2 separate regions of the Mus musculus genome follow, and region 1 is linked to region 2. A link is a loop called in an ENCODE intact Hi-C map of the cell type or tissue named here. Cell type or tissue: gastrocnemius. All regions are shown on one strand. Links, peaks and the distances in the headings refer to the core of each region. The heading gives the core; the rest is flanking DNA. Region 1 holds the start of Dync1h1 (dynein cytoplasmic 1 heavy chain 1). Region 2 holds the start of Wdr20 (WD repeat domain 20).

Region 1 (14,395 bases), core at 1-8,000, 130 kb after region 2:
TGCTGGGATTAAAGGCGTGGCCACCACAGCCCGGCCCCTGAGTCCTCTTTCTAAGCAGGTTTGAATGTCCACATCCCAGCCTCCCTCTTCAGGGTGAATTGGTTTTCTCCTAGGGGTCTCAGCCCATTCTTTAAGCAGGGGTGGATTCATCCCTCCCTCGAACCCACTGCACCGCACTCTCATGTGCCTTGCTGTAGACTACCTTGTCCTATAGAAATGTAGGCCTACCTGCACACGCACAGCTTGCCAGTGAACCCAGGCTGGCAGATTCCTGCTAGCAGTGAGGCATTATGGGAATATTACAGAAAGCTTTTCTTGTTGATTTACTCATTATTTTATTAACCACTTGAGATGATTAGTACAGAAATGAATGAGGCTGAGCATCCATACTGTGAAAACTGATTTTAGGTTAGAGAGGCAGAAGTCGTACTTGAAGGCCCTCTAGCCCCAGCACTCTGCAGCACCTCAGGGATCCTCAGCTGTCCTAAGTTTTTAAAGCCATCGATCACTAAATTTCATAATTCCTCTTGAATATTAAGACCTTAGAAGAACAACTTTTGAAAGCCCACAGAAACCATTTTCCTAAGTCTCCCCACAACTGTCTCTATGAAGCTGGGAACCTAAAAGGCTCTGTGAAATATGAAAATGTGAACCATTCTTTTACACTCCGGTTCCCAGCCAACTCTGCACTAAGAGCTGACTCCCCTACATGACCTGCCCTAGAAACGCTGCACTGCCAGGTTAAGGCAGGCACACTAAGAACAGCCACATCCCAGCAGTGAGCAACAACTCCCAAGTCTAAGGCTGCAGTTTTGGAAGGGAGAGTGCACATCACACACACACACACACACACACACACACACACACCCCACATCATCCCTGCTCTGCACTCACAAATCTGGAGGACAGCAGTCACAGAGGCATGAGGGTTCCGTTCCCACAGACACCACCGACCCACCAGGGACAAAGCACAAGAAAACCCGCACAGTAGGAAGAAGTGCTACAAAAACACCTTTACTGGGTAAACCATCCAGATCAGGATCAAACAGCTTTTCATTTGGAAGAAAACGATCAATCTCCCTCAGACTGGGAATTTCAGAAAGGAGATAGGTGGAAAGCTGTCACTCACTTGCTGACGATGCTGCACTATCAAAAGAAGCTGCTAAGTCACCGCTTCATTTTATACTATGAGGAGTTCTGTACTTTAACGCAAAGTTTCTAAGTAGCTGGGGTAGCTTTAAAAAAAGAACTTATTTTTTAAAAAATGCTTCTAGGGGCTGGTGAGATGGCTCAGTGGGTAAGAGCACCCAACTGCTCTTCCGAAGGTCCAGAGTTCAAATCCCAGCAACCACATGGTGGCTCACAACCATCTGTAACGAGATCTGACTCCTTCTTCTGGAGTGTCTGAAGACAGCTACAGTGTACTTACATATAATAAATAAATAAATCTTTTTTTTTTTTTAAATGCTTCTATATATTTGGTACAAGTGTTTAGAAATGTCTTTAAAGTAGAGCAGTGAAGAGAGGCTGGAGACACAGCTTGGCTGGTGAGGTGCTTGCCTGACCTGTGGAATCCTTCATGACTTTCCCAGCACCACAGTAAAACACTGACCGTGGCAGTGAATGCCCTTAGCACTTGGGAGGCAGAGGCAGGAAGATCAGAAGTTCAAGGCCATCCCTGGCTACATACAAGTTTGAGTTCACCTTAGGCTACCCTAGAATTTGTTTTTTAACAAAAAGAGAGAAAAGGGAGGGATGGCTAAGATTAACAACGAATTTCTCAGTTCAGGAAATCGGTATATACTAATCACAGTTGGTGGTGTTTATTCCCCTCTCACTGCAATCTACTATTGCCTGTATATTGTCAGAAGCCAATTCGAACTCCTAAGAACTACCTAAACAAAGCCCTCCTGCCAAGGACCCAGAGACTGTATGGGCCTAGTGCAAAGTTCAGCGTTAGACTGTGTGCTTAGAAACCCCCAGGAGAAAGAGATTATTAGATAAACTGTGAGTTGAGGTCAGCCTGGTCTACAACACTTCAGGCCATCATTAGCTACACTGAGAGACTTCTCAAACAAGCAAACAACCAACAACAACAAAAGGGCGTGCATGTGCAACATCCGGGACTCAATCTCCAGCACAGAAGACACACAAGCTAACTCAGAGGAGACCTTAAGGCATCAACTTGGATTTAAAAGGATGAGATGGGGGGGGGGGTTGCTGTGGGGAGACTGGGAAGAAATGTAAATAAATAAAATAATCAATAAAAAAAAATCTTTCCCTTTGCTTCTGTAAGTGAACAAGAAATTAATGATATGCTAAATCACTAGGAATGCAAACAGGATTTTTATAAACACAGAAGAGTTATTTCAGTCTCAGACAGTCAAATTCCTTAGTCAACTTTCAAAAGTGCAAGTCATTATGGAACCTTGCTGGGATGCTGGATCATCCCTTGCTGAATAGACACTTGTTCCATTCCACCCTTGATACAAGACGGACAGATATGAGGAGAACAAATTACTAATGACAGAGCAAAGAGAAAAACTTGGGGATTTTTTTTCGTAAAGAGAAATCATGACTCATGGTTTTTGTGTTTTTATATTGAAATCACTAATTTCAATACACAAACTGTGCAACAAAGAATATAAAAGAATTAGCTAGGGCCAAACTACTCAAAATCGTTAAAAACATAGGTTAAAAATGTATTTTAATAAAATGTATTTTCACATACCCCGCAAAAGAGCAAGTAGGGATCAAAGGGCTCACAGGGCCCTGCTGGGGCAGGGTTCCAGATGACTTTCATTTCAGATATGTTTCAAATTTTCTACAGTTACATGGTCTTTTGGACAAAAATAGATTTCCACGCAGGAATAAATACAAACTCCAATGTAAAGGAAACCATCTTCAGTCACACTAACACTAGCCAGGCACTAATAGCATCCTAATGCTTTAGACATTGTGTGTAGATTGAAGAAAAATATTCTGCTATCTTCTAACTGCAGGCCCAAACCAAGGCTGTGTGAACATTTTGTAATTAAGAATAGCCTTAAAGCGATACAAACTATCGAAAGGACAGCCACTCTGGTTTTCTAACGGAACCACACAGCCTTTGGAACTCTAGGGAACTTGCTAGCAAATATTCTCAGTCCATCTTCAATCCCTAAGGGCTATTTTACTTTTAAACAGCACATCTGGGTTCCTAGGGAAATGCCACACCCATTCGCCAGCATGTCATACAAGTTCCCCAGATGCTACAAAGTGGTTTTAAAGCCTCAAGAAGGAAGGAGTCCTGCAAGCAAGCCCCCTATTCCAGATCAATCTAGGGATGTTGTGAGAGTCTCTGCTGGAGGACACAACGGGAACATGTCAGCTTCTTTGCCTCCTTCCCCAACTAGGTAAGCAACAGTTCTTAAGTCTTTGAAATCAGACTTAAATGTCACAGAGCTGTCATTAGGGTCATCTAAGCAACAATTTCAAGCCATGATCAGCAAAACAAGCAATTTGGACTGGAAACTGATATGCTGAGTCTAATCTCAAGGTCCTGTATTTTAGCTGGTGACCTTGGACCAGCCACGGGACTCAGTTTCCTGGTTTGTAAAACTGGGAGATACACCCACTCAACAATGATGCTGCGAGGCCAATGGAGGCCTACGCGTAGGCAGCCGCAGACAGCAGAGATGCTGGGTGACCAGGGCCTGCCCACTCCGGCTCCCGCCAACCCACCGGTCCCCGAGCCCACCCAAGGGCCAGCACCTAGGCTGTCCTAGACACACTCTTCCCAAAGCGAGCTAAGCTTGGATACGAATCGAAACCAAAAAAGCTCATGTGACTCTGGAGGCAGGGATGCGGCCCTGTGCCCAGCCGGGACCGGGAGACGCTGTCTCCACCCAACTCGGCCATCTTGAGAAGCCGCGGAGACAAAGCGACCCCACTGTGCGGGCGCTGGCGGTCCGGGCACCCTAGCTGCTCCACGCGACCGGGGAGGGGGCGCCGCGCACCTTTGAGGGTGGAGCGCTCCACCAGGACCGTGTGGACCTGCGGGTCTGACAGGAACTTGCGCATCTGCTCCAGGGCGCTCTTCTCCTCCAGCGCCGCCTCCAGCGCAGCCGGCGCGTCGCCGCCGTCCTCCAGCAGCAGCGGCACCAGCTTACGCAGGTGCTTCTGCAGCACCGCCACGTCCGCCACATTCTGCACCGCCGACACCTCCAGGCCGGCCGAGCCGTCCTCGCCGCCGCCCGGCTCCGACATGGCGGATCCACGGAAGGGAGAGAGATAGAAAGAGAGAGAGCGAGAGCCGAGAGGAGCGGCCTCCGGCACGAGAGAGCAGTGAGCGAGGGGAACCGGCGACAGGAGACGCTCTGCCCGCTAACCCGCGGCCGACTGCGGACAGCGGAGCCGGCTCCGCCCTAAAGGCCGCCGCTCCCGCCGGCCCCGCCCCGCCCGCTGGCTGCAGCCACCGGCGCCCGCTCGCGGTCGGCGTCGCGACGTTACGCATGCGACTGGAGGCGGGGCTATGTGCGGCGCCGCGTGGCCTTTTGGGACTTGTAGTCGGAGGGCAGGGCGGGACCCATTACTCTGCGCAAAAGTGGTCCAGGAACCGCGTCTGTCTTCATTGCCAGGTGGCAGAGAATATCACAGAGCCAGCCCCTCAGGCTTCATAAATAGTGTTTTAAGGATGCATTGACGAGAATTGACATTTAGTGAGAGTTCATCCTCTGCCCGACATTGCTATTAATAACCTGAGTTCTCCCGTTGAATGAATGGAGTCTGGAGTCCCAACTGCCCAGTCGTTATTAGATACACATTGGGAAGATGAGGACGTTTTTTCAGAGGAGATGAGGGGCATGCCCACAATGACTTCGCTAAACTGGATAGGGAGAGAGTGGAAGGGAGATGATTTTAGCTGAGGAACTGGCGTCTGAGGAAGGGAAGGTTAGGTATGGGTGGAGCAGCAACTGCAGTGCAGTCTAACGGTAGGCTAAAAGAAACCTGGATAGTAGGAACATCAAGCTACGATGGGACCTGGCTTCTGAACACAGTGTCATTTACCAAGCGAGGGTGATGTAAGAGAAGGACGCATGAGTGAATCCACTGACAACGGTAAGCTCCCCATACCTGCAGCACCCACCGCTCTGTGGGTTCGGGAATCTGGATCGGCAGGAGGCAGGGGCTCAGATTGCTCCTAAGTTTCCCTGCATCTGACCCATCACCCCTCCTCCCATACACGGAGGACAAGAAGGGCAGAATCTCTTTGCTTACTTTCTTAGGGTTAGTAACTGGCCTTTGAAAGTTCAGGTCATAACTTGCCTGTTCAATTGGGTAGAGGGAACTAAGCCAAAATGATCTTTAAAAATATAATAATGCCGAGTTAGAAAGCTGAGTCCTGATTGGTGGGATGATGGTGGTATGACTTGATTCTCCCAAATCATCTTTGGAATACGGGAAGCCCTACAATATGCTTATTCCTTGCACAATTGTCCTGTGCCAGGTCCCAGAGGCTGCTGATGGAGGCCCGAAGATTCTTCTAGAAGCCAGACAGAGAGAGAGACAGAGAGACAGAGAGAGAGAAAACAGATAAATATCCCCATTCTCCCTCCATCAGCCCACCCTGGTGTAATGTGTCATAAATAATCTTGCAGAGGTGAGAGGACAGACCCAAAGCTACTGTGGTGAATTGCTACTGTGGAATTGCTGGCGTACTGGCAGTGATCAATACTGAATGTCCACCTGACACTAGGTGCTGTGTTAGTGTTTCCCTCTGCCTATCCTGCAGAGATAGGAACAAGGACAAAAGACCGGAGATTCTGAAACCTGCAGGGACTTAGTGGGTGTGGGGCTGATTGCACACTGGCTGCACTGTGAGTCAGCACCTGGGAAATGCAGTCATTCAGTTATCCGAGGACTCACTCATCTGCAACCTGGCTCCACGCCAGGGGACAGATAGCAGGCTCAGACTTTGGATTATTATCATTCCAAAGAAGACAGAAATGATTTGTTTACAAGGATTTACAAGTGGATCAAACCTGTGTGCTTTTTCAATAAACATTCTGTTTTTGTTTTTTAATATAGTAAGAACAGACCTGCTGCACACAGGCTGCTGAGATTTCTAAGGGCACCATCCTAGAGGCTGGCCAGGCTGAGACAGGGCTAACGAGGAAGCTGAGCTTGGCTGAAGATGCCCTTCTGCTTCGTGGCATAGGACGCAGCCAATCTTGGGTGGGGACCCGGCCTTTCTAGTCTCCTGTCTGTGAAAGCATCTGCTTTCAAGTGTTGAGAGGAGCTGGGAAGAGCATTTCTTTCCTGATGAGGGATGCTGGTGGCGGCTAGAGTACATACAACTTTGTCATAAATTTGTGATACACTGTGTAGAGGTCTTGCGCATTCCCAACATCTCTTTAAAATACCATATGACGTGCTGTTGAGATACCGTGTCAGGCTCATTCTCTGTATTCTGCCCCCTCTCTCAAGCCCTAGAGAGCACACAATCTCTCAGTGGGACCACTGTCAAACCAGCACCTCCAGGCTGTGTTTCCAAATACCCCTTCTCTGAATTCCATATTGGACTTTTGTTTTTCAAGGTCTTGTCATGTAGCCCTGATTGGCCTGGTACTCAGCATGTATGTAGTACATGCTGACTTCAAACTTGAGCAATCATCCTATCTTGGCCTGTAATTCCAGCCCTAGAATTGTGGCGTGTCCTACCATACCTGGTTCATGTTGGGGCATTCACTCATAATCAACCCCACATCTGACATTGCTCTTAGGCCTGGAGAACACCCAACACTTTCTTAATGTATACTTAATGTATGCTTCCAGTCCAGGAATGGGAGGAAGGCGAGCGGCAGGGCACATACAGGTAAAGATTTGGAATTTCTTTGCCATACTTTCAGACAGACGACATCATTTGCGCTACTAGGCACAGCTGGAGGATCTAGCTGGCATTTCACCTCACTGCAGGGCACTTTTGATGAAGCTTGTTCCAGACTCTTATCCCCTTTCTGTCTTGCTTCGGCATTAAATGGGCCTCATAAGGACTGAACTGGATCCGGGTTTTGGAGTTGAAGACCAGGGAAGCCTTGCACCATCAGAACAGGAAAAGTCCATTTGCGCCCTCTGGTGGTCACGAATTTCCTCACTTTCAGGGGGCCTTCTTTCTACTCCCCACCTCCCCATCCATCTGTGTGGTGCCACCCGGTCAGCTAGCAAATGCCAGCCTGTGGTTCGGCCCATATTCCACCACCCACAGGGAAGATTTATGAAGACTTTCTGGGCAGAAAATTTACCTAAGCCCTAGATGCGCCTGGTACTGCCTAGCTCCTTCCCTTTTCCCTCTAGTAGAACCAACCACGTCTCTTACCAAAACTGTGCCCCCAGCTAAGTTTCCTGCTTCCTGGGTGCCCAGCCCCCTCTCATCTTCTGCTTTTCTGATTCTGTCTCTTTCATCCAGCCTACTTCTTTAAAAGGGTTGGGGGTGGGAATCTATACAGTTGCAGCACTAGACAGGCAGAGGCAGGAACATGGCAAATCCTAGGACAGCCTGGGCTACATAGTAAGACTGTCTGAGAAACAATCAAGTCAAAACAAAGCAAGGCGAGAGAGAGAGAGAGACAGACAGACAGACAGACAGACTATGTCACATCTCTGCAAGCACCACATTTCTGCTGCTCTTTCCAGCAAACTCCTTGGGAATAAACACAATTAGCCCTGTCCTGAACACTTCCAGCTCTCCTGTAGTGGTCTGGATATACTTGGCCCAGGGAGGGACAATATTAGGGGGTGTGGCAATGTTGGAATAGGTGTGGTCATATTGGAGGAAGTGTGTCCCTATGGGGATGGGCTTTGAGGTCCTATGCCCAAGCTCCATGTGGAAGAGAACCTATTGGCTGCTTGCAGTAGCCAGTCTCCTCCTGGTTGCCTCCAGGAGGAGGCATGGTCATGGTGTCTCTTCACAGCAATGGAAACCCCAAGACACCTACCCAGCCCTTATGTTCCCAGCAAGAGTGGTCAATATCACCAACCCTCTGCGCCTGGACAAAGCCAGTGGCTGGGTTTTGGCCTTCTCTTGCTTGACACGCTGAGATACTTGGCACAGTCGTCCTCAGCCAGGCTCTGCGGACCCTTTCCTTCCCTCCTCTTAAAGAGGCTGTGGCCCAAGGCTTGGTGTTCAGCTCTCTTTGGTCTTGAACCAGTGACTCTGCAGCCTGATGTACAGTGCAGCGGTACCTGCTGGCTCCCAACATCAGAGGGGTATTGGGGTGTGCTACAGAGGTTGAGTAAGTGTTCTAGAAAATTCCAGGTTGATTGGGAGTTTTTTTTTTTTAATTCTTCTATATCTTTCTTCTCCTCCTTGTTCACCCTCCTCCTCCTCCTCCTCCTCCTCCTCCTCCTCTGCTTATTGTGTTTCAAAGTGAACTCAGCGTATTGTGCATTCTTAGCAAGTGCTCAGGACTGTAACCCTGGACTTATCCCCGACCCTCATTGATTGTCTGTTCACTTGCTCTGTTGGTTATTTTCTTAAGTATGTCATGTTTTTATTGAAAGTGTTAGTCTACTATCCCAGCAACCATTTTCATTTGTATTGTCAAGCTGCATGCTCTCTGAGGCACTTAACACAATTACCTCCTACACCTCAGAGAACACATCAATTTTACATAGTTAGTGTTAAAGGCAAATAAATATCCCGAAGGTTTTGTTAAATGCTTTCTTTCAAATATAATATGGGAATGGCTGATGCTCTCCATTTCACAGAAAAGGAAAATTAAATAAAAGATGAATATGAAAACTCTGCTTTCCAAAACTTCCCAGTGACCCCAAATGTAAGATACATGAGCAGCTAAGGTTTACTGTGGAAACCTCAAATTCTCTTTAGATGACTGATTGATGTAGTGCAATGCTGCTGTTTACTAGTCATCCATCAATAATCATCAATGCAAATACTGTCCTCAGAAGCCTGCAAGGATCCCACTTACGAGAACCACCTGCAGGAAGAACTCTTGCTTACACAAACCCAAGGTAGAAAGGAAATGTATGCTGGTATAATAAGGTTCTAGCTCTGTTGATTGTTGAGAGAAGAGCACCATTGCTACAGTCCCTCCCCCTAGAGAGTTTGGTCTGTTTTTAATTTCTTTTCCCACTGAGGTAAGGAGCCTCCTTTCTCCAAATCTTTCACCTTTGAGGCTGCTGCTGAGAAGGATATTCCCCGTTGTAAACTTTGGCTCCCATCAGTAAAAAGTCCCATATCTGAATTGGGAAGTGGCTCATTCTTCAAGGCTGACGGTGAGGAGAAAGTCCTTTATAATAAAATCTCTCCAGTCATGGAGGGCACTCCCTCCTCTTCAGGTACGTTATGTGGCTGGATGATACAGTTGCCATGGTCTTGGATGAAGGGGTGACCCGGCATTTCCCTTGGTCAGGATGAGGTGGTCTTATAACTGCCTGCCTTGGCACCATGTAGTGCAAGCTTTCGTTCTCTGTGTTAACAGGGGTGCTTCCTTGGTGTCTTCACAGGACTGAACAGGTCTCACATAAGGGCCATGCAGACCCCAAGACCAGAGCGTTTCATAAACAGGAGTTTCGGGTGTACCTCACCTGTGTGGTAGGTACATAGGGTGGTGCGGCAAAGACCAGCTTTTTCCTCAGACAGGTGCCTGCTTCACCTGCCTTCCCTCCACCTCACTGTGACTTAAGACGTCTTACTTTAGGGCTGAAGATATAACTCTGTGCTTACTAATTTTTTCTCATGAGACTTGCCTGTCCGTTCAGATGAAAGACCTCAGAGGAACCGCAGGTTGAAGCCCAGTCAGATCCCACCGCCACAGGGCTAGGGGGCCATTACAAGCACCTACACATTCATCGTGCATTTCCAAGTTATACATTCCAAGCTTAAAGTGCTAGTATGTGGGGCAGGAGAGATGGTTAGGCGACTGGTGATGCTAGCTGCCTTTCCAGAAGACCCAGGCTCGGTTCTCAGCACCTACACGGCAGCTCACTGCTGTCTGTGGCTCTAGTTCTAGAGATCTGACACCTTCATATATATGTAAGCAAAACACTAATGCACGTAAAATAGATTATTCTAAAACATTTCTAGTCTGTCTATTTCTCTGGAGGCCAGTACGAATGCATCAGTATCCTTTTGAGGCTTTTATGTGGAGCCTAGTGTCACGTCCTCAGTGTCCCATCGCGGCTTTGGATGGGCTGCAATCTCCTGCAGAGTGGTCAAGCCCACAACTGGTGCTTCTTGCCTATCCCCAGGGTCCTTACCTGGTCTGGACATCCAACCTAGTCTCATCCTTTTCCAGTCAGAGGCTCTGGTCCTGCATTTCACAGTCCCTTTAGTCACTGAGAGGTCCTTGGGATCCAGTCCAGACTGTGTTCTTTCCATTTCCAGAGACTTTCAGTGGGCTAAGAGGCCCAGGGACAGAAGCCTCTGTGGGCCAACTGGGGTTGGAGTGAGATCTCACTGGGCCTCCAAAAATGTTGCAGGAATTTTTCCTAAAATAAGCACTCCAAGACCAGTGACAGTGAAAGATGTCACTAGTGGACTGAAACCAGGATGGTTTCTGACCGTGAAAAGCCTCCTTCTGGGTCTAGTTTATATTCTCATTTCATACTGTAAAACCACAAGGTGGAGCCGGGCATGGTGGCGCACGCCTTTAATCCCAGCACTTGGGAGGCAGAGGCAGGCGGATTTCTGAGTTCGAGGCCAGCCTGGTCTACAAAGTGAGTTCCAGGACAGCCAAGACTATACAGAGAAACCCTGTCTCAAAAAACCAAAAAAAAAAAACCAAAAACCACAAGGTGGGGTGGGCAGGCAAGTAAGATTTTGCAGAAGGTTATGTGGCAGTCAGCAGGTTGCTAAGGGCAACAACCCATCATTTCAGGTATCTCTCCAGGGCTTTTCTGCTTCAGGTAGCACATGAAGTCACTCTTGGCTAACAGGTTGTACAAACAGCAAATCATCGAGTAAGCCAATAAATCACTATCTAATAATTGGTCTCTTTTAAAATCTTAATCTACTTCAATAGAATCATGCAGTGCAACTCAGCTTCCCGTAAGTGCATGAGATTTTCAGCTTCAGCCCAGCACCACATGATCCTGCGTGTTTTTTTCTTTCTTTTTTTTTTTTCCTGCGTGTTTCTGAAGCCAGCACTAGGATGGTTCTTGCAGAGGATGACAAGTTCAAGGTCATTCCTAGCTACATCACCTGGTCTTGCCTACGTGAGATCACCCCTGCCTCCCCCAAAAAGAACACATAAAAAATCTATAAAACAAAACCAACAAGCTTACCCTATTGCTAGACATGCCACACACTCCAAAACCAGGGTCCAGAAGCTCCTGAGCTGGAACAGACCTGACAGCCTCCTCCCAGAGTACTTGTTTCCACGGTACCCAAAGGCACCACATACACTTCCAAAGGAGGGAGGCGAGCAACAGATCTACTTAGCTCTGATGCCTATGGACCACAGCAATGACCAGCATGGCGTGATAACCCTCAGGGTGCAGCAGTGGCACACATAACTTGGCAGTTACTCATAACTCTCTAAATGGATCTAAGATCCACTCAACGAGATGGAGAATATGCTATGTGCTGGAAACCTACCTATTAAATGCTATTGATCTTGGATTGTGGAGAACCTACAACCACTACTTTACTAAAACAACATAGTTCATACCAATCTAAGCATTTGTCCTCATATCCACACGTAACTGTGGCCCTCACCCGTCCTCAGGAACTTCTTTTTACAAGAGATGGGGATCATTACAAAAGAGTCACATCTAATCCAAATGCAGAATTGTGGAACCCAATGGTACACAACACCCTGTATCCACGGCTCAGGGGACATTGTAGAAGAGAGGGTAGAAAGTCTGTGCTCAGGTGAGTGGCCTTAATCCTACACAAAGAACTACAGGCAACTAGGGAATGCTGGGAGTGGGAGACAGTCTTCCCTAGACAAGCGTTTGTTTTCTATCAAATAACAAACTGTTTATCCAAAGCCCTGAAAACGTACATATGGCTAACATAAGCAGGTTATATTCAGGACTGTGTGTATTTATACCTATATGCATGTAATAACAACTAATGAAATAAGAGGCCATGAATTTGAAAGAGAACAAAGAGGGGCTCATGGGATGTTTTGGGTGTATGTGTGTGTGATGCAATTTACGTAATCTTAAAGTGAACCAGACAACTTGAGGTTGCTCCCCAGGACCCACAAGCTGCTTCCCAGAGTACTCACAATGTGACTCCAAGTCACAAGCATGACTTAACTCCATGAGGAGTGCAAATGCAGAGACGGGGTGACCCTGACCTTGTCATGCACCCAGAGACCACTTCCTGCCCAGTACTACCTAATAATACCATAAACCTCCACCTACATCACCATAGACACACACTAATACCAACTTTATTCCTAAAGGTAAAATGCCAGCATTCTCCAGGCTTATCAAAGCACACGAAAACATGAGCATATGGGCTGAATAAAAACAGCAGAAAAACCGGGTTTCAAACTGGTCAAATGCACTGACCAATGGAGGGCCGCCACGAGGCACAACACCCGAACATGGACCCTGTAAGGAGGGTGCCTGACATCGTGATGACCACCCGCTGAAGCAGAGACCTCTGAACTTTACCTAGGGCTTCAGCCCGGCCCGTCACCTCCTACGTGCGTGAACGGCTGACAATCCACCTATCTACTTGAAGCTATACCTGTCTTACACCTGAACACTACACCTGCGGCCTAGATCCCTGATCTCTCAGGTTCTGAGCTCCATGCCCCCAACAGCTATCCACTTGGACTCCTTAATCCCTAAATACTGTATTTGTGCCAGATGGTGGTGGTATAGTCCCTTAACCCCAACACTTGGGAGGCAGAGGCAGGTAGGTCTCTGTGGATTTGAGGCTAGCCTGGTCTAGAATGAATTCCAGGACAGCCAAAGCTACACAGAAACCCTATCTTGGAAAATCAAATGAACAAAACCAAGCAAACCAAACCAGCAAATGTTGTAGCAGCTATCTGCCTCTGCCTCCAGGAAGGCCTCTGTGAACTCTAACCTTGAATAGCCATTCTGTAATTTACATTGCATTGTGAGGTGTAATGTGTGACCCAAGAGTTATTATTTATTAAGAGAGTGAGAACAAAACTACTCAACAAATTACATCAATACAAGGGATGCAGACTGCCAATTTATTATTCAGGAAATTCTAACATCATGGAGAGAGAGAATTGTGTCCATGCTTCTGACAGCACCCCCACACCAGGGCTACCTTCCAGGGTTACCAGTATCTTGGGCAGGAAGCAGTGGGAAACAGACATCGCTAGGGCTTCCTTGGAACAGGCATGGCTATGACCCTGGAGGGAATCAGCACAAATTTCCAGATTTTTGAGCCCTAGAACAGTAAGACTCAGGGACAGAGTCGGAGACAGGCAGTTTACTACAAAGAAAGGAGAGAGGGAGACAGAAGTCAAGCCAGGAAGTGCACGCCTTTATTCTTAGGGCAGAGGCAGGGACATCTCTTGAGTTTAGGGTCTACACAGTGAGTTCCAGGTCAGCCAAGAAGAGACTCTGTTTTATAGACAGACAGACAGACAGACAATAAGGCTAGCCAAGGCGAGACCCTGTCTTATGAGTAAATTAGAGAAAGAAGGAAAGAAAGAGGCACCCAGTGAGTGGTAGTGGGAAAGACGGGGTGCTCAAAGTCCTCATCTATGTGAGTTCTGGTCCTCCATAGTTATTTACATAGCAAGCACCTCTACCTCTTTACGTTACCACGTGTCCGGTACACGCCACTTAGGTGGGACGAGTTTCCTGACCCTGCTTACTGGTTTCTTTCGTTAATCTCTCGGCATCCCCAGCCTCCCACCTACTTCAGTTCTCAGAGCTGCTACAGGGGACAGGTTGGCCCTGTCCTATCCACGCTACGGTCGCGTCTCGGGGTTCCATGACGGGGGTCACATGGGACCCTGGTCACCAACCCCGCCTATCAAGTGGAAAGTGACGGGGCTGTAACCCAGGACCTGCCGTTCAGTTCCACGGACGCCTGTTTGCCGCTGTCCAGAAGCCACTTCTGCAGAGTGGCAGGTCGATCACGTGTCGCCAGGGGAGCGGTCACGTGTGGCCTCGAACGATCATGTGAGTCCTCAAGCCAATCACCGCGGCCTGGAAGAAGGGGCATTGCGATTGGCTCATTTTCCTCCCGTGAATATCGCGAGATTCAGAGTCAGACACTTCCCGATTGGTCGATGCGCTGCGTCATTTCCCTGCGCCAGCGTTTAGGTGAAGGTAGTCGGTCTCCCTGTCCTGTGTGCCGTGGGCCAAGCGTCTAAGCTTGGGTCCGGGCCGTCCGCGGCCCTCACTCCCCTCCCGCCAAGGGACGCGGCCCCCTCTGCGGCTTCCT
Region 2 (14,873 bases), core at 3,226-11,225:
ACTTTTAGACCCAAACTTGGATGTTTCTCAGCTTCTTGGGAGTCTTTATAAAGGTGTAGCTTGGTAGACACACAAAGCCTCTCGAGGCATTCACCTCAGCAGACAGGACAGTAAAGCCCTACTCAATGATGAACTCACTGCATGCTCAATGAGAAGGCAGCAGAGAAAGTCACATACATCTCTGTTGTAAGGAAGCTCTGTCACAGAGAAATTGTCACAGACAATTACAAACTGAGAAACTGTCAGGAAGGCAAAGAACATGATGCCCTGAGAACACGTGGGGGGACTGGGGGACCCGACCTAACCTGTGAATTCACAGGATTTGCAGAGAAAGTGATGGCTAAACTGAGATCTAAAGGAGACAAATAACCTTTATGTAAAACAATCTCCATAAGATAAAAGAACAGGTCCAATAGAAATAGCTAGCTTTGACATTGTTTTCCTAAAACAACCTTTTTGTTGTTCTTTTTGTTTTTGTTTTTCCAGACAGGGTTTCTCTGTGTAGCCCTGGCTGTCCTGGAACTCACTGTAGACCAGAGATCCACCTGCCTTTACCTTGCCTCCCAAGTGCTGGGATTAAAGGCGTGCGCCACAACTGCCCGGTTAACTTTTTTTTTTTTAATGATAACAAAATATGTCATAAAATGTTTTAAAGCTAGGAATTCAAAGTTTTGAAGTGTCTTTCTAATCTCTCATAGCATCCTGCTCTATATTACTAGTATTCGTATGGTAGTCACTCAAATCTTTGTTGAAATGATTAATGCAGTACTGATTTTCATACTGCCTTTGGTTAAGCAAAACAGATTCACAAACTACATAAGAAATCTCCCTCATATGGCTGACATAGATTCAATGAAGGCTAGGCATGGTGATTCACACTTTAAACCCAACACTTGCAGGTGAGGAGGCAGAGGCAAGAGGATCTCTCTGTGTTCCAGGCCAGCCAGAGCTATATATTGAGACCCTATGTCAAAAAGAAAAAAGAAAAGAAAAAAAAGAAAGAAAGAAAGAAAAAAAATCAATGAGATAATGTGAAATCCAACCCTGGGGTAAGTTCTGAAGGGCCTAGCGTGAGTACACTGGTGTCCTTAGATTGAAAAGCCTGATTAGTCTAAAATAAATTTTTTATGCTCAGATGTGCTTCATTTTCCTTATAATGAAGAATACTAATAAATGTTTGCCTCTTTTCTCTAGCCTTGGTTTCCTGAGGGAGATGAAATTACATATCCTCTCAGGCCCATCAAATGCTAGACCCTGACCACTATGCATCTGAAAAGTCAATATTATACTCCTCAATATTAGACTCCCTCCCCAGCACTCCATCCCTCAGGACCCATGGTGCTTCCTCTGAGGAAAGAGTACACATCCACACAGTCCACAAACGCCTGCAATCCCAGACTTCATAGAGGCAAAATACAAACTCAAGGTCAGCCTGGGCTGTATGGAAAAACTTTGTCTCAAATATTAATTGGGGGTGGGAGGGAACAGCTAGCTGGCTGTGGTAGTGTCTCCTCAATATGCTCTAAGGCCCTAGGTTCAATTCTTAGCAGTGTCGAACAAAAACAAACAAACAATACTACTCACTTTACTCAAGTGTCTAATCTGGATTTGAATGTCTTCCACATTAGGGCTTCTAGGTGGTCCCAATAATTGTAAAACTTCGTATGCCTTGGGCTGAGGAGATGTCTCAGTGGAAGAGTGCTTGTTTAACATCTATTAGGAGGCCCTTGGGTTTTATCCCCTGCACATGCATGCACGCACACATGCATACCATATTCCTTGAAGAAAAAAGTAGAACACAAAAATATATCAAAATAGCCAACTGTGAAAAATGTAAAAGACCTGCTCACTACTTACCCCAATAGTAACTCCTGCTTTCCTGGAACAATGACTAAGGATACCATTTTGTCTGCTTGCTTTGTTGAGACAGCTCTCACTCTATGGTTATATGGTCCAATTCTCAACTCTCCCAAGCCAGCACTCAGGGCAAGTTATTAGCTCTACTTTAAAATCAGAAACCAGAACTACAAAACCTTACTATTATTAGGCCATCCTGGTAATACACACCGATAATCCTAGAAATTGAAAGGGTCAGGCCAGGAGAATCAGGAGTTTACAATCATCCTCTGCTTTGGCAAGTTTAAGGCCAGCCTAGTCTATATGAGACCTTATCAAATAAACAACAACAACAACAAAAGGTCACATATTCAGAATTATAACAAACTCACTTATAGAAAGAAAAACTTTTTTTTTTTTTTTTTTTTTTGGTTTTTCGAGACAGGGTTTCTCTGTGTAGCCCTGGCTGTCCTGGAACTTTGTAGACCAGGCTGGCCTCGAACTCAGAAATCTGCCTGCCTCTGCTTCCCGAGTGCTGGGATTAAAGGCGTGCGCCACCACTGCCCGGCTAGAAAGAAAAACTTTAATTCACCAGCTAGAAGAGTTTAAATATCTGCCACAATACAAATGTATCCTACAAGATACATAAAATTTTACTTACACACACACACCCCTCCCAGAGTTCAAAGCACTCAATTCACCAGGGAAAGAAAGAAAGCCAATGTTCATGCATTTCTGACTTGGTTTTGGTTTGTTTTTTGTGTGTTATGTTTTGGAGATTGGCTTTCTTTGTGTGGTCCTGGCTATCCTGGAACTCACTCTGTAGACCAGGCTGGCCTCAAGGTCAGAGAACCACCTGAGTCCACACGTGGGAATTAAGTGTGCTGTCACCACCTGGCAGTATTTCATACTTGTTTCAGAGAATGTTTGGTGTAGTTTTTTTAAAGCTCTTAGAACACCATTATAAAGATACTTCTAAGCAAATGGTCTTTTTTTTTCCTATACAAACCAGAGGTACTAGATCCAGGTGAAGTGTGTCATGGGAATGATCCAATAGCTGGATGTGCAGCACAGGGAGGGAACACTTGCCTGGCATGCCGAAGGCCCTGATGTTCTGTCCACACCCAAGGGTGTGGGGGTCGGAGTGGTAAAGAAGTGGGGGGAGGCGAAGCCTGAACTAGTAATCTCTCGAAGTAAATTTAACTTTTTAAAGTTTTTTTTATTATTTATTTATACACATATGTGTGAATGCCACATATGTGCAGGTACCCGAAGAAGTTTGAAGAGGGCTTTGAAGGTGCTGGTGCTACAAGCACAGGTGTTTGTGAGCTGCCGAAGTGAGAGCTGGGGTCTAGGCTCAGAAGAACACCAGGCACTCTTTAACTACTGAGCCGTCTTCCAGGCCCCACGAATTTAACTTTTAAGCATACTGTATGCCCTATGAATTTAACTTTTTCTTTTTAAGATTTATTTATTTATTTATTATATGTAAGTACACTGTAGCTGTCTTCAAACACACCAGAAGAGGGAGTCAGATCTCCTTAAGGATGGTTGTGAGCCACCATGTGGTTGCTGGGATTTGAACTAAGTAAGGACCTTCAGAAGATTGGGTGCTCTTACACGCTGAGCCATCTCACCAGCCCCCGAATTTAACTTTTAAGCATACTGTATTTTTACATCATCATTATTTCTGTTTGGTTTTTCGAATTGCGAGTGTTTTTTGTCCTAGCTGGCCTGAAACTCTATAGAGGGCAGGCTGGTCTTGAACTCACAGAGATCCACCTGTCAAGGTACATGCTATCATACACACCTGGTTTGATTTTTTTTTTTTCCTTATGAGAGGACCCCACCATATAGCCCATGCTTGCCTCAAAAGTGATAATTGTAGCACAGGTTGGCCCTGAACTTACCAACTATAGTCCTGGCTGGCCACAAAAATCACAATTTGAGTGCTAGGATTGCAAGTATGCACAACCATGGTAGGGTCTAATTACAATTTTTCTAAGATTTCTTTTATTTTTTAAACTTATTTGTGTAAGCTGTAAGTGGGTCTCCAGAACCCAGAAAAGGACATCCAATTCCCTGGAGCTGGGGTTACAGGTAGCTGTGAGCAGCCTAACATGGGTTTTAGGAACTGAACTGGAGTCCTCTGCAAGAACAGTACAGGTTCTTCACCGCTGAGCCTTTGCTCCAGCCCCCAAATGTAGGTGTTGATAATATAAGCTTACATTTATTTCCAGAGAAAAATCTGGTATTTCAGTCAGAGCAGGAATGTTGAGACGGCAGTTCCTCTCAATGCTTGCTTTAACTCTAATTTACATCTCCTGAGTGTGTCAGGACTCTAATGGCCATCACAGCTATTACGAATTATAACATGTGCACTGCAGCCTCCCTTTTTAAAGAAGTGCAAAGGAAAGTTTCCCAGGTATCCAAGGTCAGCCAGCAGTGAGTCAGTAACAGGGTTGGGAACTGCACTAAAACTTCAGTTCCTACTCTTCAAACCACTGGATACTTTCCCAACCCCGAGAGAGGAGAGTCAACCAGCTATTTCCAAACGCTTCGGGAGTTCACTGACAAGAATAAAGACAAGTCAGAAGATTCACCTTGGACCAAAGAAACAAGCTTACGTTTGCACACCATCATTCCTTCCCTTGTCCTCCTAACCGTACAGTGCAACATAAACAGCAGCTGACTTTGGATATAGCCATCCCTGGGAACACGTCCTCTTCAATATGGACAACGTACTTTCCCACTAACTGAACATTTATAAGTGAATCTTCCATCACCTTGTCACATTCCGTTGGAGGTGCTATGGAGTGCATACATTTCCTTACTCTCTCAATGGTCAAAAGTTAAAATAAGCAATTCTTGCCAGTGACCAAAAAATAAAAAAATAAAATAAAATAAAAGCGCCAATAAATTGCTGCTTTTAACGAGACATTTTAAAACTCGATTGCATGCGTCACAGAATTACTGTTAAGTTCTTGGCTGGTTACTTTAAAGTAGCATTTAAGGCCTATCCCTCCCTGTTTGGGACATAGCCTGACTCGTTAGACAAGATAAATCTAGGCACGCTCACACACAACACCTCTGAAGCAACTTAGCCTATTTGAAAACATAATTCCAACCTCCCTAGTCTTGAGTACTCAGCCCTCTTACACTGCAAGGGACAGAATGACCCTCTTCAAAAACCTTTCGGGAGACGGTTCCCTCCGCGGAGACAATGACAGGCGACCTCCCGGAAAGGTTTTTGGAAACAGTGCTGACACCAGGAGAAGTGTCAGTGCGGCAGCAGGTGGAGTAGCCCTGCGTGCCGAGCAGGTCCTTTCTGACCTAGTCTCCAAGTCCTCCGCCTCCCTGTCCCGGTTCCGCCTTACGGACCTTTCCAAGCCGCCTCGCGTCCCGGTTCTCTCACCCAGGGCAGGACTCTCGAGCCTCCCGGGAAGCGAGGCCACCTAAAACGGCCGCCGCACCTCTTCCGGGGACTCGCAGGCCCGCTCCCGGGCGGGATCGGAACCTGACAGACCCCGCCGGGGGAGGAGGCGACCGGCTACTCCCGGGGCATCTCCGCGACCCGGCTCCAGAGCCCCCTCCTCCCCTAGGAGGCAGCGCTGCCGCCGGCGCCTCACTCCCGAAGCCCCCTCTCCTCCGGAGCACCTCAGCGGAGTTACCGGCCCACTCAAAAGTACAAGTGCCGGCCGCCCCCACCGGTCACCCCGGCCTCGCTGTCACCGCCCAGCTCCCGGCCTCGGCCCGCGCCGCCGGCGCGCCCCCGGTGACGCCCGGGTCGGTACCTTGCGGACCCCCTTGTAGATATAGAAGTAGAGCTCCCGGCCCACATTGAAGCAGAGGCGGTCGCCGTTGCCAGACTGGTCGTTGAGGTTTACGAAGGAGACGCGGACAGGGTTGGATCCCTGCGAGTTGAAGGGCACCCGGTTGGGCCGGCTGTACTCCGAGTGCTGCAGCAGCTTGTACAGACCTTCCCGGGTGGTGAATTGGGTCTTAATCTCGTTCATCTCCTTCCCTCCTCCCTCCGTCGCCATCTTGGAAAGCAGCGTTCATCCTGCCCTAAGTGCCCGGATCACGCCCACCGCGCAGGCGCCGTCCTCGGCCGCTCGCTTTCTCCACTCCCCACCCCCTTCTCCGCGGCCCCGCCCACTGGCGAGCCAGCCCCCACGAAGGCGGGCCGAAGCGAAGGGGGCGGGCTAGTTTTTAATGGTCCAACTGCGCACGCGCGCTCACCTGGCGCGCTCCACCCGGAGGGGCGTGCGCAAGCTCCTCCCCTGGGTGCCGCCCTCCTGGTGCGGGTCGAAGCGAGCGCGCTGAGCGTTGGTGCGGGGCTCCTGTCTCGCTCTGCAGCTTCGCTGAGGGACCCGATCCCTAAGAGACGCCACCGCGTTGGCCTTGGCCAGCTGGTGGTCCCGGCAGAGCCTGAGGCGAGCAGTGAAGTCCGGTGTTTGGACGTGTATGTCCCAGCTGTCCGCGATCCTCCCTGGGAAGCTAGGGAGGACTCCGACGGTCCGCTTGGGTGCGGGGTACCGATGCCTGGTGACAAGCCCCTCTACGTCTCACAGAAGATATCGATGGATTGGGCTTTATTACAGCTCAGGGTTTGGTTTGGTTTGGTTTGGTTGGGTTGGGTTGGGTTTTGTAGGCGGGGTGGGAAGAACCGCATGAATGTACAGGACTTGTGTTTTCAAGTCTCACCTGAAACCTTCCTGGTGAGCATTGGCTTGTTCTTGAGAAAGTAGGTTCTGTCGGAACTTCTGTCTCCTGTGCCTCTTAATAAAGGTTAAGCTAATTGATTTTCTTAAAGCCTCAAACGGAACCTGAAGTTGTTTGCCAGGAGAACCATCGAGTTGTGCTGAATATCCTGTACAAAGTATTAGGTGAAGGCAAGCGCACACATTAAAGTAGGACCTAACAGTCACCATTTGATGCTTCGATTTCTGGGTGTGTGCACTGGAATACAAAGGCTTCTAAAGTGATAAACGTTAAAATAGAATTCTAGAGCGGAGAAAATGTTACACGAAGAATGACCTATCCCTGAGAAATCCTGTCTGTAGAGCGAGCCCAGTACACTGTGGGCACCTGTGCTTCCAGACAGAAGGAATGCCTGAGCCCGGAGCTGGGAGGCTGCTACCCGAGCCCACAGACCGAGACTCCAACCTCACAAAAATTAATTGTACACAAGGGGGAGTGTTCTAAAGAAGTATAAATCATAGCCATTTTATGTAGTGGGAAGCAAGTACAGACACAGTAGAAACTGTGCCAGTGATGTAATAAGGCATTTGACTAACATCCTGTAGAACTGGCAAAAGAAAAAAAAAAAAGCACTACAGTAAATCCTTTTTTTGTTGTTTTTGTTTTTGATACTGTATTTCACTAAATAGCCCTGGCTGTCCTGGAACTCAACCAGAGATTAGGCTCCAACTCAGAAATCCATCTGTCTTTAACTACCAAGTGCTGGGCTTAATGGCATGAACCACACACCCAGCTTTAAAATCCTTTTTTTTTTTTTTTTTTGGTGGTTTTTTTTTTTTTCTTTTGGTGTTTTTTTGAGTTCTGGATCAAAGGCATGTGCCACCATCACCTGACTTTAAAAGTCTTCTTAATACATCCCTAGAATGCACTTTAAATTTCATTTTGTTGTTATTTGTCTTTTCCTATGAATGCAAATTTGTCTTTTCCATAAAATGCAAATATGGATCACAACTCTTAAAAATACTAGGGGGTGTTCAGTGGATAATCCCAAGCTCCCATAGCTATGCTATTTTGTACCAAAAACATGTTTATAATGGTCATCTTGAAGGATAAATAACAGCCTGAATTATCTAAAAAGAATTCAGTTTGAATTTCTAGTTAATGGGGGAAAATATACTTTGGGAGGGGACACCTCAGCCAGCAAAAACTGAAAAAAAAGTATATTGACCTTCAACCATAATATTAAATTTCCCATGAGACCAATATACTACTGAGTATGATGACATATGCTTTAATTTCAGCATTTAGGAGGGCGAGACAGATAGACATTAAGGCTGTCCTGAGTACTACACAGCCCACAAAGGGCCACATACTGAAACTTTGTCTTAAAAAAGTAAAAGACCACTATGCCTTAAGATTTACACTGGGAGCTGGAGAGATGGCTCAGCAGTTAAGAGCACTGGCTGCTCTACCAGAGGTCCTGAATTCAATTCCCAGCAACCACATGGTGGCTCACAACCATCTGTAATGGGATCTGATGCCCTCTTCTGGTGTGTCTGAAGACAGCGACAGTGTACTCATATACATACAGACATACATACATCATATATAAATATTCTTTTGTTTGGTTGGTTGGTTTTTCAAGACAGGGTTTCTCTGTGTAGCCCAGGTTAGCCTCGAACTCAGAAATCTGCCTGCTTCTGCCTCCTGAGTGCTAGGATTAAAGGTGTGTACCACCATGCCCGGCTACATACATAAATATTCTTAAAAAATATTTATATTAGAGTTTGTTTGTTCCTGTACAAACTGAACATTTTGCTTTGCCAGACATGGTAGCATCCTCCTGGGATGCTGTCATTCCTACAGACTGAGAAAGGAGGATGGAGGACCCAAAGCCAGCCAAGCATCACACCTGTGATAGCAGTGCTCGGGAGGTGGGAGCCGAAGGATGGAGTCAGGAGTTCAAAACCATCCTCAGTCATGTGTGATGGTTGCACATACTTGGCCCAGGGAGTGGCACTGTTAGGCGGGGTGGCCCTGTTGGAGTAGGTGTGTCACTGTGAGTGTGAGCTTTAAGACCCTCATCCTAGTCGCCTGGAAGCCAGTCTTCTGCTAGCAGCCTTCAGATGAAGATGTAGAACTCTCAGCTCCTCCTGCACCATACCTGCCTGGATGCTGCCATGCTCCTGCCTTGATGATAATGGACTGAACCTCTGAACCTGTAAACCGGCCCCAATTTAATGTTGTCCCTATAAGAGTTGCCTTGGTCATGGTGTCTCTTCACAGCAGTAAAACCCTAAGACCTATAGTCACTTGAGAAACCAGCCTGGCCAGCCTGGGTGTACTGGCTGGTTATGTGTTTCAGCTTGACACAGGATGGAGTTATCACAGAGAAAGGAGCTTCAGTTGGGGAAATGCATCCATGAGACCCAGCTGTGGGGCATTTTCCCAATTAGTGATCAAGTGGGGAGGGCCCCTTGTAGGTGGTACCATCCCTGAGCTGATAGTATTGGGTTCTATAAGAAAGCAAGCTGAGCCTTTAATCCCAGCACTTGGGAGGCAGAGGCAGGTGAATTTCTGAGTGCAAGGCCAGCCTGGTCTGCAGAATGAGTTCCAGGACAGCCAGAGCTACACAGAGAAACTCTGTCTCAAAAAGAGAGAGAGAGAGAGAGAGAGGGAGAGAGAGAGAGAGAGAGAGAGAGAGAGAGAAGGAAGGAAGGAAAGGAAGGAAGGAAAGAAAGGAAAGAAAGGAAGGAAGGAAAGGAAAGAAAGGAAGGAAGAAAGAAAGAAAGAAGAAAAGAAAGAAGAAAAGAAAGAAAGAAGAAAAAGAAAGAAAGAAAGAAAGAAAGAAGAAAAGAAAGAAGAAAAGAAAGAAAGAAGAAAAAGAAAGAAAGAAAGAAAGAAAGAAAGAAAGAAAAAAAGAAAGAAAGAAAGCAAGCTGAGCAAGCCAGGGGAAGCAAGCCAGTAAGAAACATCCCTCCATGGCCTCTGCATCAGCTCCTGCTTCCTGACCTGCTTGAGTTCCAGTCCTGACTTCCTTTGGTGATGAACAGCAGTATAGAAGTGTAAGCTAAATAAACCCTTTCCTCTCCAACTTGTTTTTTGGTTGTGATGTTTTGTGCAGGAATAGAAACCCTGACTAAGGGCACTGGGCTACTTTAGACCCTCTTAAAGTAATAAAGAATGCAATGCCAACCTGTGCTACATAGCAAGACACTATCTTATAAAATAACAAGCAGGGCTGGGAAGATGGCTCAGTGGGAAAATGGCCACATGGCATCCAGCAACCTTATCTAACTCTAGTTCCAGGGAATGTTATGTCCTCTTCTGGCCTCCACAGGCACTGCACGCATAAAATACACACAAACACATGCTGGCAAAATACCCATAAAAAATGAAAATCACCTGGGCATGGTGGCACACACCTTTAATCCCAGCACTCAGGAGGCAGAGGTGCATGGATCTCTGAGTTCAAGAGCAGCCTGATCAGTAGAACTAGGACAGCCAGGGCTCCCCCCAAAGAGTGATTCATTTTCAGAAAAATAATAAGATTTTGTAGAAAAAATTAAAAATTGCCTTTAGGGGCTGGTGAGATGGCTCAGTGGTTAAGAGCACCGACTGCTCTTCCAAAGGTCTTGAGTTCAAATCCCAGCAACCACATGGTGGCTCACAACCATCTGTAACAACATCTGACGCCCTCTTCTGGAGTGTCTGAAGACAGCTATAGTGTACTTATAATAAATAAATAAATATTAATAAATAAATAAATAAATAAAAAGAAATTTAGAAATTACCTTCTAATTTTTAAAAAACAAAAAAAGAAGAAAAAAAGAAAAAGAAAAAAAACAAAAAAAAAATTGCCTTTAGTCCAATAGAACTGTGGTGTGGTTACCAGAGGGTAAGAGGGCAGAAACTGACAGATGCCAATCAAAAGATCCAAAGTCCAGTGAGTGTGAATAAGTCCCAGAACTCTTTTTTTTTTTTTTTTTTTTTTTGGTTTTTCAAGACAGGGTTTCTCTTTAGAGCTCTGGCTGTCCTGGAACTCACTTTGTAGACCAGGCTGGCCTCAAACTCAGAAATCCGCCTGCCTCTGCCTCCCGAGTGCCGGGATTAAAGGCGTGCGCCACCACGCCCGGCCCCAGAACTCTTTTGAGCAGCCTAGTTTTGTAATCCATAGCTATAACAAGACAGCACATTCTGGAAGTTGGTAAGAAAGATTGTAAGTGGTCCACCACAGAAAGTCAATATTTAATCTTGCATGATTGCCCACATCTGTAACCTCAACAATGGAGGTGAAGGTAGGAGGAACAGTTCAAGGGTAAAAAAGAAATGCCTGCCTTTTTTCTCCTTGGCCATCCAAAGGCAAGATGAGGCACAGGAGCTCTTACTGGGGTCACCCACTGAAGTTCAGCATGGTCCTCCCTCATACCCATGGCCTGATCCCTAAGTATGAATTGAATGTGTACCTTCAGTGAAGGATGTAGGTTTCACTGAGTTGGACTAAGTGGCCCTGAATAGATTACTCAAAGCTGTCAACCTAGTGAGACTGCTCATGCTAATCTTTGTACAGAAAGAATAAAAGTTAAAACTTTTCAAAAAGAAAAAGTGATATTTGAGAAAACGGGTGTTGATTAAGACAGTTCCACAGTATGTGTACAGTAAACAATGTCTGACCACGAGAAATATAGATAATTTGCATATATCAATTAAAAATGGCAATGAGCAGCTGGAGAGAGGCATCAGTAGTTATGAGTACTTGGCTCCTCTTCCAGAGGACCTAGGTTCAGTTCCCAACACATGCAGTAACTCACAGCCAGCTCACAACTCGAGTTCCATGATATCTAATGCCCTCTCTGGCCTCTGTGGGCATTGCACTGGTGTGTTCACAGCCATAAATTCAGTCAAAACACCATTACACATAAAAATGATAAATAAAATATTTTGAAAATGTACTAATATTTAAGCTTTTCCATATATTCAGTATTTTTTGAGATAGAGTCTCACATAGTATTACTAGCTCTGAGAACTATAGCCAGCCCTGAGTGTCTGGCAATCCTCCTGTTTCTGCTACCATACCTGCTAGGATTACAAGTATGTGCCATCACACCCAGCAAGAACTAGAACTACTTTTTAAAGATTTATTTTTGCTGCATCTGTGGTCTGTGTCTGTGTCTGTGTGTGTGGTGTTGTCATCTGCATATATGGACCCAGATCCTCTGGAATTGCAGTTACACATCACTAGTTTCAACCTTCCTAATGCTGTGACCCTTTAATACACTTCCTTATGTTGTGGTGACCCCAACCATAAAGGTATTTTTATTGCTACTATATAACTGCAATTTTGCTAGTTATGAATTAATGTAATTATCTAATATGCAGTTGGTTTAAGCCAATCCCTGTGAAAGGGTCATGACCCACAGGCTGAAAACCACTGTTAAAGATGGTTGTGAGCCACCATGTGGGGGCTGGGAATTGAACCTAGGACCTTTAGGAAGAGCAGCCAGTTCTCTTAAGTACTGAGCCATCTCTCCAAGCCCAGCTAGGACTATAACTTTTTGGTTTATGTTTTAGAAATCTATGTAATCTATGTAAGATCTTGAGAGTCTACTATTTAGGCCTCACTATGTAGACCTCTCCAGCCTCAAACTCCCAGCAGCCTTCCTGCCTCAACATGGAAAAAGCTAGGATTACAGACTTGTGCCACCACTCCTGACATAAAGTTACTTTTTAAGATTAATTTTTATTTTTTATGTATATATTTGTGTGCCTGTGTGTGAGAGTGTATATGACTTGTGTGCAGATGCCCACAGGGACCAGGAGAGGGTGTTGGGTAAATGAAATATATAAACAGTTAAAAAAAAAAAAAACCACCAAAAGGCCGGGCGTGGTGGCACACGCCTTTAATCCCAGCACTTGGGAGGCAGAGGCAGGCGGATTTCTGAGTTTGAGGCCAGCCTGGTCTACAAAGTGAGCTCCAGGACAGCCAGGGCTATACAGAGGAAACCCTGTCTCGAAAAAACAAAAAAAAAAAAAAACACCAAAGGGTAAAAATATGTGTTAAAGATTTATGCCTAGGGGCTGGCGAGATGGCTCAGCGGTTAAAGCACCGACTGCTCTTCTGAAGGTCCTAAGTTCAAATCCCAGCAACCACGTGGTGGCTCACAACCATTTGTAATGGGATCTGATGCCACCTTCTGGTGTGTCTGAGACAGCTACAGTGTACTTACATATAACAATAAATAAATCTAAAAAAAAAATATCTATCTATAGCCAAGCAGTGGTGGTGCATGCCTTTAATTCCCAGCACTTGGGAGGCAGAGGCAGGCAGATGTCTGAGTTCGAGGCCAGCCTGGTCTACAGAGTGAGTTCCAGGACAGCCAGGACTATACAGAGAAACCCTGTCTCGAAAAACCTAAAAATAAATAAATAAATAAATGAAATACGTCCAATCCATCTTTAATAAAGTTCTCTGATGTTCCTTTATTTATAATGGTCCTATTAAGAGCAGGTTCTAAAACTATATATTAGGAGTCCTTAGTTAATATTTAGAATGAACAACTATGGTCTGCATGCTTACTAGTTTTCAGTCTATCATGTAACTAGATTGCACTAAATACATAATATTTCTTCTTAACATGTTCAGCGATAAAAAAAAAAAAAAAAAGATCATTGATAATACTTACAAAAAACAAACCGGACTGCAGAGGTCCCTAAAGCAGTGCCTAAGATAGTCAGGGAGCAGTAGAGAGAGATGGTGCGGTCAGAGTGAACAGAGAAGACATTACAGGGTTTAAGGATCCATTTAGTGGCTAGGGGTATATGCTCAGCCCATAAAAGCAGCACACACGTTTTATGGTTTACGTGAGTCTAGACTCCCCAGAAGCCATGGGGAAAGCTGAGCATGTAACTCTGTAACACCAGCATGCCTGTGATGAGGTGGGAGGCCGAGGCCGAGATGGGATGATCCTCTGGAAGCTTCCAGGCCAGCTAATCTGGATTATGCAACACAGGGACAAAATGTGAAAGACCCTACCTCAAAAACAAGGTGGAAATTATGACTGACACCCAAGGTTGTCCTCCAACTACAGATGCACAGTGACACAAATTTACTTCATACATATACCACATACACACATGCAATACATGCATCACACATGCAAAACATGTAAAAGGATCCATTTGATGACTTGAGAATAGATTAAGGAAAGGAGAGATGGAATAGAGGAAGCTACTTACGAGACCCACTAAAGACCCAAGCTTCCGTTAACTTATGGATGGATATATATGTGTGTGTCCCTGTGTACATGTGGTCAAGGGTATACATGTTCATTTTCCCATTAATTCCTTTGTTCACTTTATATCCCTCCCTCCTCTCCTCCAAGTCCCACCCCACTGCAAATCCCTCCCATTACCCTCTCCTCAGAGGTGGGGAAGCCCCCTCTGGGTATCACCCTGCCCCAGGACACCAAGTCCCAGCAGGACCAAGTGACTGCTCTTCTGCTGAGGTCCAACCAAGCAGTTCAACTAAGAGAAGGGGATCCAATGGCAGGCAACAGTCAGATACAGCCCCTGCCCCAATTGTCAGGGACCCACATGAAAACCAAGCAGCACATCAGCTACAAATGGGTAAGGGTCCTAGGTCCAGCCCCTGCATGCTCCTTGGTTGGTGATTCAGTCTCTGTGAGCCCCCATGGGTCCAAGTTAGTTGACTCTGTAGGTGTTCTTGTGGGGTCCTTGACCCCTCCAGCTCCCTCAATCCTATCCCCCACTCTTGTACAAAACTCCCTGAGCTCAACCTGATATTTGGCTGTGGGTCTCTGCTCTTTGCATCTGCCTCCATCAGCTGCTAAATGAAGCCTTTCAGGAGACAATTATGCTAGCCTCTTGTCTGCAAGCATAACAGAGTATCATTAACAGTGTCAGGGGTTGGCTCTCCCCATGCGATGATGGGGGTCTCATGCTGATGAGGATGTGGAGCAAAGGGAACACTCCTCCATTGCGGGTGAGAGTGCAAACTTGTACAACCACTTTGGAAATCAATTTGGCAGCTTCTCTCGAAATTAGGAATAGTTCTACCCCAATTCCCAGCTATAATACTCCTGGGCATATACCCAAAAGATACCCCACAATACCACAAGGACACTTGCCTAACGATGTTCATAGCAGCTTTATTCATAATGGGCAGAAACTGGAAACAACCTAGATGTCCTTCAACTGAAGAATGGATAAAGAAAATATGGTTCACTTACACAATGGAATACTATTCAGCTATTAAAAACAAAAGACTTCATGAAATTTGCAGGCAAATGGATGCATCTAGAGAATATCATCCT

The links. Hi-C counts contacts between places; a loop is a spot of excess contacts. Peaks named below come from ENCODE experiments on the same cell type or tissue, not always from the same donor. Only the 100,000 strongest peaks of a DNase experiment are listed, where the experiment ranks them.
Region 1: a loop joins it to region 2, with 3 times the contacts of the local background. A loop is called at or near these places in 1 of 42 quality-filtered maps.

The regions. Positions count from the first base shown.
Region 1 is chr12:110,591,458-110,605,852 of GRCm38, reverse strand. Dync1h1 (dynein cytoplasmic 1 heavy chain 1) reads right to left here and starts at 4,458. Exons shown (of 77, transcript NM_030238.2): 1 at 3,999-4,458. The coding sequence starts at 4,248. It overlaps Gm35558 (a long non-coding RNA gene), which reads left to right. Exons shown (of 2, transcript XR_381950.4): 1 at 1-5,100; 2 at 5,489-9,245. It overlaps B930059L03Rik (RIKEN cDNA B930059L03 gene), which reads right to left. Exons shown (of 1, transcript NR_033340.1): 1 at 13,174-14,395. In gastrocnemius, for the core only: a CTCF peak has its summit at 7,124 (motif pointing left); DNase peaks (open chromatin) are centred at 3,910, 4,485 and 7,120; H3K4me3 peaks cover 3,391 bases; H3K27ac peaks cover 3,105 bases.
Region 2 is chr12:110,729,035-110,743,907 of GRCm38, reverse strand. Wdr20 (WD repeat domain 20) reads right to left here and starts at 5,908. Exons shown (of 3, transcript NM_027149.4): 1 at 5,631-5,908. The coding sequence starts at 5,879. In gastrocnemius, for the core only: no CTCF peak of the experiment used is centred there; DNase peaks (open chromatin) are centred at 5,979 and 6,946; H3K4me3 peaks cover 2,733 bases; H3K27ac peaks cover 1,756 bases.